Regions from separate parts of the Homo sapiens genome. Here region 2 is linked to region 1. Evidence: read pairs that join two places in POLR2A ChIA-PET (ENCODE). Cell type or tissue: PC-9. All regions are shown on one strand. Links, peaks and the distances in the headings refer to the core of each region. The heading gives the core; the rest is flanking DNA.

What was found. ChIA-PET counts read pairs that join two places held together with the same protein. Peaks named below come from ENCODE experiments on the same cell type or tissue, not always from the same donor. Only the 100,000 strongest peaks of a DNase experiment are listed, where the experiment ranks them.
Region 2: POLR2A ChIA-PET joins it to region 1 with 5 read pairs; 2 of 35 experiments call an interaction of 5 or more read pairs at or near these places.

The regions. Positions count from the first base shown.
Region 1 is chr12:49,815,717-49,818,630 of GRCh38, reverse strand. All of the region lies in intron 1 of NCKAP5L (NCK associated protein 5 like), which reads left to right. It also overlaps the pseudogene NMTRQ-TTG6-1. Among named protein-coding and RNA genes, the nearest start is that of NCKAP5L, 11 kb to the left of the region's middle. In PC-9, for the core only: no CTCF peak of the experiment used is centred there; no DNase peak of the experiment used is centred there.
Region 2 is chr12:50,395,007-50,397,920 of GRCh38, reverse strand. It overlaps FAM186A (family with sequence similarity 186 member A), which reads left to right and starts at 1,312. Exons shown (of 8, transcript NM_001145475.3): 1 at 1,312-1,628. The coding sequence starts at 1,437. In PC-9, for the core only: no CTCF peak of the experiment used is centred there; a DNase peak (open chromatin) is centred at 1,250; H3K27ac peaks cover 2,206 bases.

The DNA.
Region 1 (2,914 bases), core at 238-2,737:
CCAGCACTTTGGGAGGGAGAGGCAGGCAGATTGCTTGAGCCCAGGAGTTCGAGACCAGCCTGGGCAACGTGGTCAAAGTCTGTCTCTACAAAAAAAATCCAAAAAATTAGTTGGGCGTGGTGATGCATGCCTGTAGTCCCAGCTACTCAGGAGGCTGAGGTGGGAGGATCAGCTGAGCCCAGGAGTTTGAGGTTGCAGTGAGCCATGATTGATTGCACCACTGCAACCAGCCTGCACTCCAGCCTGAGTGAATGAGATGTGTGGTTTACAAACATTTTCTCCTATTCTGTAGATTGTCTCTTTAATCTGCTGTTTCCTTTGCTCTGCAGAAGCTTTTTAGTTTGATGTAATCCCCTTTGTTGCCTGTGCTTTTGGGGTCATATCCAAAAAGTCATTGCCCAGACCAATGTCATGGAGTTTTTACCCTGTATTTTATTTTCTCCTAGTAGTTTTACAGTTTCTGGTCAGGTTTAAGGTTTTTTTGTTTTTTTTTTTTTCCAAGACACAGCCTTGCTGTGTCACCCAGGCCAGAGTGCAGCAGCGCGATCTCGGCTTACTACAACCTCCACTACCTCCTGGGTTCAAGAGATTCCTGTGCCTCTGCCTCCCAAGTAGCTGGAATTACAGGCATGAGCCACCACACCCAGCTAATTTTTGTATTTTTAGTAGAGATGAGGTTTCACCATGTTGCCCAGGCTGGTCTCAAACTCCTGACCTCATGTGATCTGCCTGCCTTGGCCTCCCAAAGTGCTGGGATGATAGGCATGAGCACTGCGCCCGGCCAGGTTTAAGTTTTTAATCCATTTTGAGTTGATTTTTATATATGGTGTGAGATGAGGGTCTAATCTAATTTCAGTCTTCTGCATGTGAATATCCAGTTTTCTCAACACTAATTACTAAGGAGACTGTCTTTCCCTGTTGTATGTTCTTGGCATCTTTGTCAGCAATCAATTAACTGTAAACATGTGGATTTATTTCTGGTCTCTCTATTCTGAACCATTCATCTAGTATCTGTTTTTATGCCAGTACCATGCTATTTTGATTACTATAGCTTTGTAGTAGGTTCTTCAAATCAGTTAGTGTAATGCCTCCAAGTTTGTTCTTTTGCTCAAGAACAAACTTTTGCTCAGCTTATTTACCTGGCTTTACTCTAGGATGTGGTGTGATAGGTAGCATGGAGAATTTTGGATTCTCAGGGGTAGGTTCAATTCCTATATTCTAGAAATAAGAGGATTTTAACCTCTATTGTTTACTCTATCAAAGTAATTCTTTTGTGAGATGTATTGCTTTGGCTATTTGGGGTCTTTTATGGTTCCATATGAGTTTTAGGATTTTTTTTCCTATTTCTATGAAAAATATAATTGATATCTTGATAGGGATTGCATTGAATCTGTAGATTGCTTTGGGTATTTATGGACATTTAAAAAATATTAATTCTTCCAATCCCTGAACATGGGACATCTTTCCAGTTATTCATGTCAATTTCTTTTATCAGTGTTTTATAGTTTTTAGTGTAGAGATCCTTCACCTCCTTGGTTAAACTTATTCCCAATATTTTACTATTTTGTACTTTTTTAGGTAGTTCGTTGTTAACATATAGAAAGGCTACTGATTTTTTTTTCTTGCATGTCTTATGTCCCCTATAGACTGAAAGCTCCAAGAAGCCCAAGAGCTGACCCTTCTCTGAATCGCCCCCAGCTATATACCCAAGCATTGCATTTCCTAGTAAGTTTGTCGGTTCAGAAATATCTGTAGAATTAATAGGTTAGTACTATTTGCCAGAGAGAGTCACTGCGGTCTAAGATTGGGTTGAGAACTTTTTTTTTTTTTTTATGAGACAGACTCTCACTCTGTCACCCAGGCTGGAGTACAGTGGCGCGATTTCAGCTCACCACAACCTCAGCCTCTCAGGTTCAAGCAATTCTTCTGCCTCAGCCTCCCAAGTAGCTGGATCACAGGCGCGTGCCACCATGCCTGGCTAATTTTTGTATTTTTAGTAAAGACAGGGTTTCACCATGTTGATCAGGCTGGACTCGAACTCCTGACCTCGTAATCCACCCACCTTGGCCTCCCAAAGTGCTGGGATTACAGGCATGAGCCACCGCGTCCAGCCTTTTTTTTTTTTTTTTTTTTTTGAGAGGGTTGAGAACTTTGAAAGGGTCAGAGACAAATCTGAAAATGTCCCTTCCTCACCCTCAGTATGGTTTGTCCTATGGGCCCTAAGAGCCATTTGATGGAGGATAGTTAGGGGTCTTTTGGGGAACCTGATGAGCCCATGTATGTTCTTAGCTGTCCCTTCTTTCTAACCTTCTTTCTGATGAGAAGGAAAGGAGATCACCAGTTCTGCAGGGGGCAGGGTGGCTCAGGGCCTGGTCTGGTTGGTAGGAGTGGTACACTGGCAGAGGGCGTGGCAGGGAGTGCAGAAATACAAGGAAGGGCCTCTCCTCGGGGAGCTCCCCTTCTAACAGTATAGGGAGTCCCCTCCTCTTCACAGGGAATGTTCAAGAACACAATGCATTGCATTTGGAAATACTGATCTTGCAGGAGGCACTTGTAGAAGACAGAACAATGAGGCTGCACGAGTCCAGGAAAGCTTGTCCGAAGAGTTGCTCTGGGGCCAGACAAAGGCAGAGCTTTGAGGGTTGTGTTGAGGGCTTTGGTCGTTCCCAAAAGCAGTAGGAGGTCGTGGGAAGATTTGAAGTGGGAAGAACACCATCAGATTTATAGTTTTAGAAGGTTGCTATGGTGGAGCTCCTTGGAAAAGTGTTTGTGGCAAGGAAAATACAAGATAAGCCGGGAACATCTTATGGCAAGAGAGTGCTTAAAAAAAAAGGAAGCACTGGCCGGGTGTGGTGACTTAAGCCTGTAATCCCAGCACTTTGGGAGGCCCAGGTGGGTGGAGCTCTTGAGGTCA
Region 2 (2,914 bases), core at 262-2,761, 580 kb before region 1:
AGGCAGAGGTTACAGTCTGCTGAGATGGCACTACTACACTCCAGCCTGGACAACAGAGTGAGACTCTGCCTCAAAAAAAAAAAAAGAAAGAAAGAAAGGAAGGAAGGAAGGAAGGAAGGAAGGAAGGAAGGAAGGAAGGAAGGAAGGAGAAAGAAAGAAAGAAAGAAAAAACAATACATACACCTGTAGTAAAACTATGTAAAAATAGATAACACAAATATGTAAAATTCATGATTGTCATTTCCTCTGGAATGGGACAGTGGGGAAGGAAGGAACCAGGGGTGGGGGACATCAAAGAGGACTTCAACCTTCTGTAATGCTTTTTTATTATTAAAAAAATTGGAAGCAAATATTAAACAAAAATTAGCCAGGCGTGGTGGCGCGCACCTGTAATTCCAGCTACTCAGGGAGGCTGAGGCACAAGAATCTCTTGAACCTGGGAGGCAGAGGTTGCCATGAACCAAGATCACACCACTGCACTCCAGCCTGGGTAACAAAGTGAGACTCTGTCTCCAAAAAAAAGGGAAAGAAAAGAAAAGAAAAGAAAAAAGAGTAAGCAGTGCAAAGAGTGTGATCCTCATCCAAATGATATCATCCAAGTTACTTCATCCAAATGATATCATCCAAGTTACTACATGTCTAGGAAAAGTTAAGGGGCAGCTGAGGAAGTAGTTGTAACCTTTATTCCATTACAGGCTTAAAAATACTTAAGCAAAACCCCAGGAAGAGAGAAGAACCAGGAGTTATATTTGACACACCTAGATTTTTTTTTTTTTTTTTTTGAGACAGTTTCACTCTTGTTGCCCAGGCTGGAGTGCAATGACGTGATCTCGGCTCACCACAACCTCCGCCTCCCGGGTTCAAGTGATTCTCCTGCCTCAGCCTCCCAAGTAGCTGGGACTACACGCATGTGCCACCTCACATGGCTAATTTTGTATTTTTTTTTTTTTAGTAGAGACGGGGTTTCTCCATGTTGGTCAGGCTGGTCTCGAACTCCGACCTCTGGTGATCCACCTGCCTCGGCCTCCCAAAGTGCTGGGATTACAGGCATGAGCCACTGCACCCGGCCAACACATCTAGATTTTAAGCTTATTTAAGCAGGGCTATATCTTCTGTTTATTTTAGCATTCCTGTTGTCTATTATTTCCTACCCTCCTTCCCCCCTCACCCTTCTACCATGGCAGCATATAGAATGACCAGTTCTCTGCACATAGTAAGCATTCTTTACATGTTTGATCAATGATAATGTCACAATGGGTCTATTGTGACATCAACAGGACGGGAATATCATGGGAGCCACCAATTAGTAGCAGAGTATGCCACAACTTCTAGGATCAGGAAAGACCTCTCCTAGCTTCCTACTGGATATCTTTATTAGCATTTTTGTAGATTCTGTGAAAAAGAAGAAATAAAACGAAATCACCCACATTTTCAAAATGTTCTTCAAAATGAAAAATGAGATAGACAATGACCCTGAATCAGAAAAATGCATCAAGGATTCCACCATCATGAGAAGAGAGCCCCAAAATATCCTTAGTCCTTTGATGCTCCCTAACCTTGAGATCCCATTCTCAGTAAAGGATATCATCTCTAGGATTGAGCGCGCACAGCTCCATCGAGCCAGAGAGGTAGGTAGTGAATCTGAAGTTTACAGACTGCAATTTTCTTTTTAAACTTTCTGTGACCAAGTACATTTTTGTTTATTTTAGAAATCACTTTCATGATATTTGACTGTATTTAGGGTAGCTTTGACTTCAAATGACAATTTCACCTGACACCGACTGTGGATATAACAAGCTCCAATTTGACATTAATCTCTTTATATCAGGTTTAATAAAGCCATTTAAGAAATAAATCAAGCCGGGCATGGTGGCTCACGCCTGTAATCCCAGCACTTTGGGAGGCCGAGGCGGGCGGATCACTGAGGTCGGGAGTTCAAGACCAGCCTGACCAACATGGAGAAACCACCGTTTCTACTAAAAATACAAAAAGTTAGCTGGGCATGATTGCACTTGCCTGTAATCCCAGCTACTCAGGAGGCTGAGGTAGGAGAATTGCTTGAACCAGGGAGGTGGAGGTTGTGGTGAGCCAAGATTGCACCATTGCACTCCAGCCTGGGCAACAAAAGCGAAACTCTATCTCAAAAAAAAAAAAAGTTTTCATTTGTTCCCTATGGAGGTTTTATCAAACAGCTATTAGCCAGATAGAATTTAGATGGCTTTGAATTCTAGCTCCTTTTATTTTCCCTGTACACTTCAAGGAGAAATTAGGAGAAATTCAAGGAGAATAGAAAGAGTGTTTACATAATGTCAGCCGGGTGCGGTGGCTTATGCCTGTAATCCCAACACTTTGGGAAGCTGAGATGGGAGGATCCCTTGAGGCCAGGAGTTAGAGACCAGCCTGGTCAACATAGTGAGACCCCATCTATATTTTTAGAAAAATAAATAAATAAATAAATACATAAGAATCTAATAGACCCCCAAACAATTAAGGTTATACTGCATTTTATTCTCTCGCAGTACAACAAAATCAGGCCAGGCACAGCGATTCATGCCTGTAATCCCAATGCTTTGGGAGGCCAAGGCAGGAGGATCTCTTGAGCCCAGGAGTTCTAGACCAGCTTGGCCAACATAAGGAGACCTCCTGTCTACTAAAAATAAAAAAATTAGCCAGGCATGTTAGCTCAAACCTGTAGTCCCAGCTCCTTGGGAGGCCAGAGGATCCCCTGAACCCAGGAGACTGCAGTGAGCACCATGCTTGCACTACTGCACCCCACTCAGCATGGGTGACATAGCGAGACCCTGTCTCAAAAACAAACAAACAAACAAAAATCAGTCATGTTTGATGAAATTGATTAAGGGGGGGTTCTTTCCTATGTTTAAGGAAAGCTAAACTGGTCACAGTGGCTCATGCC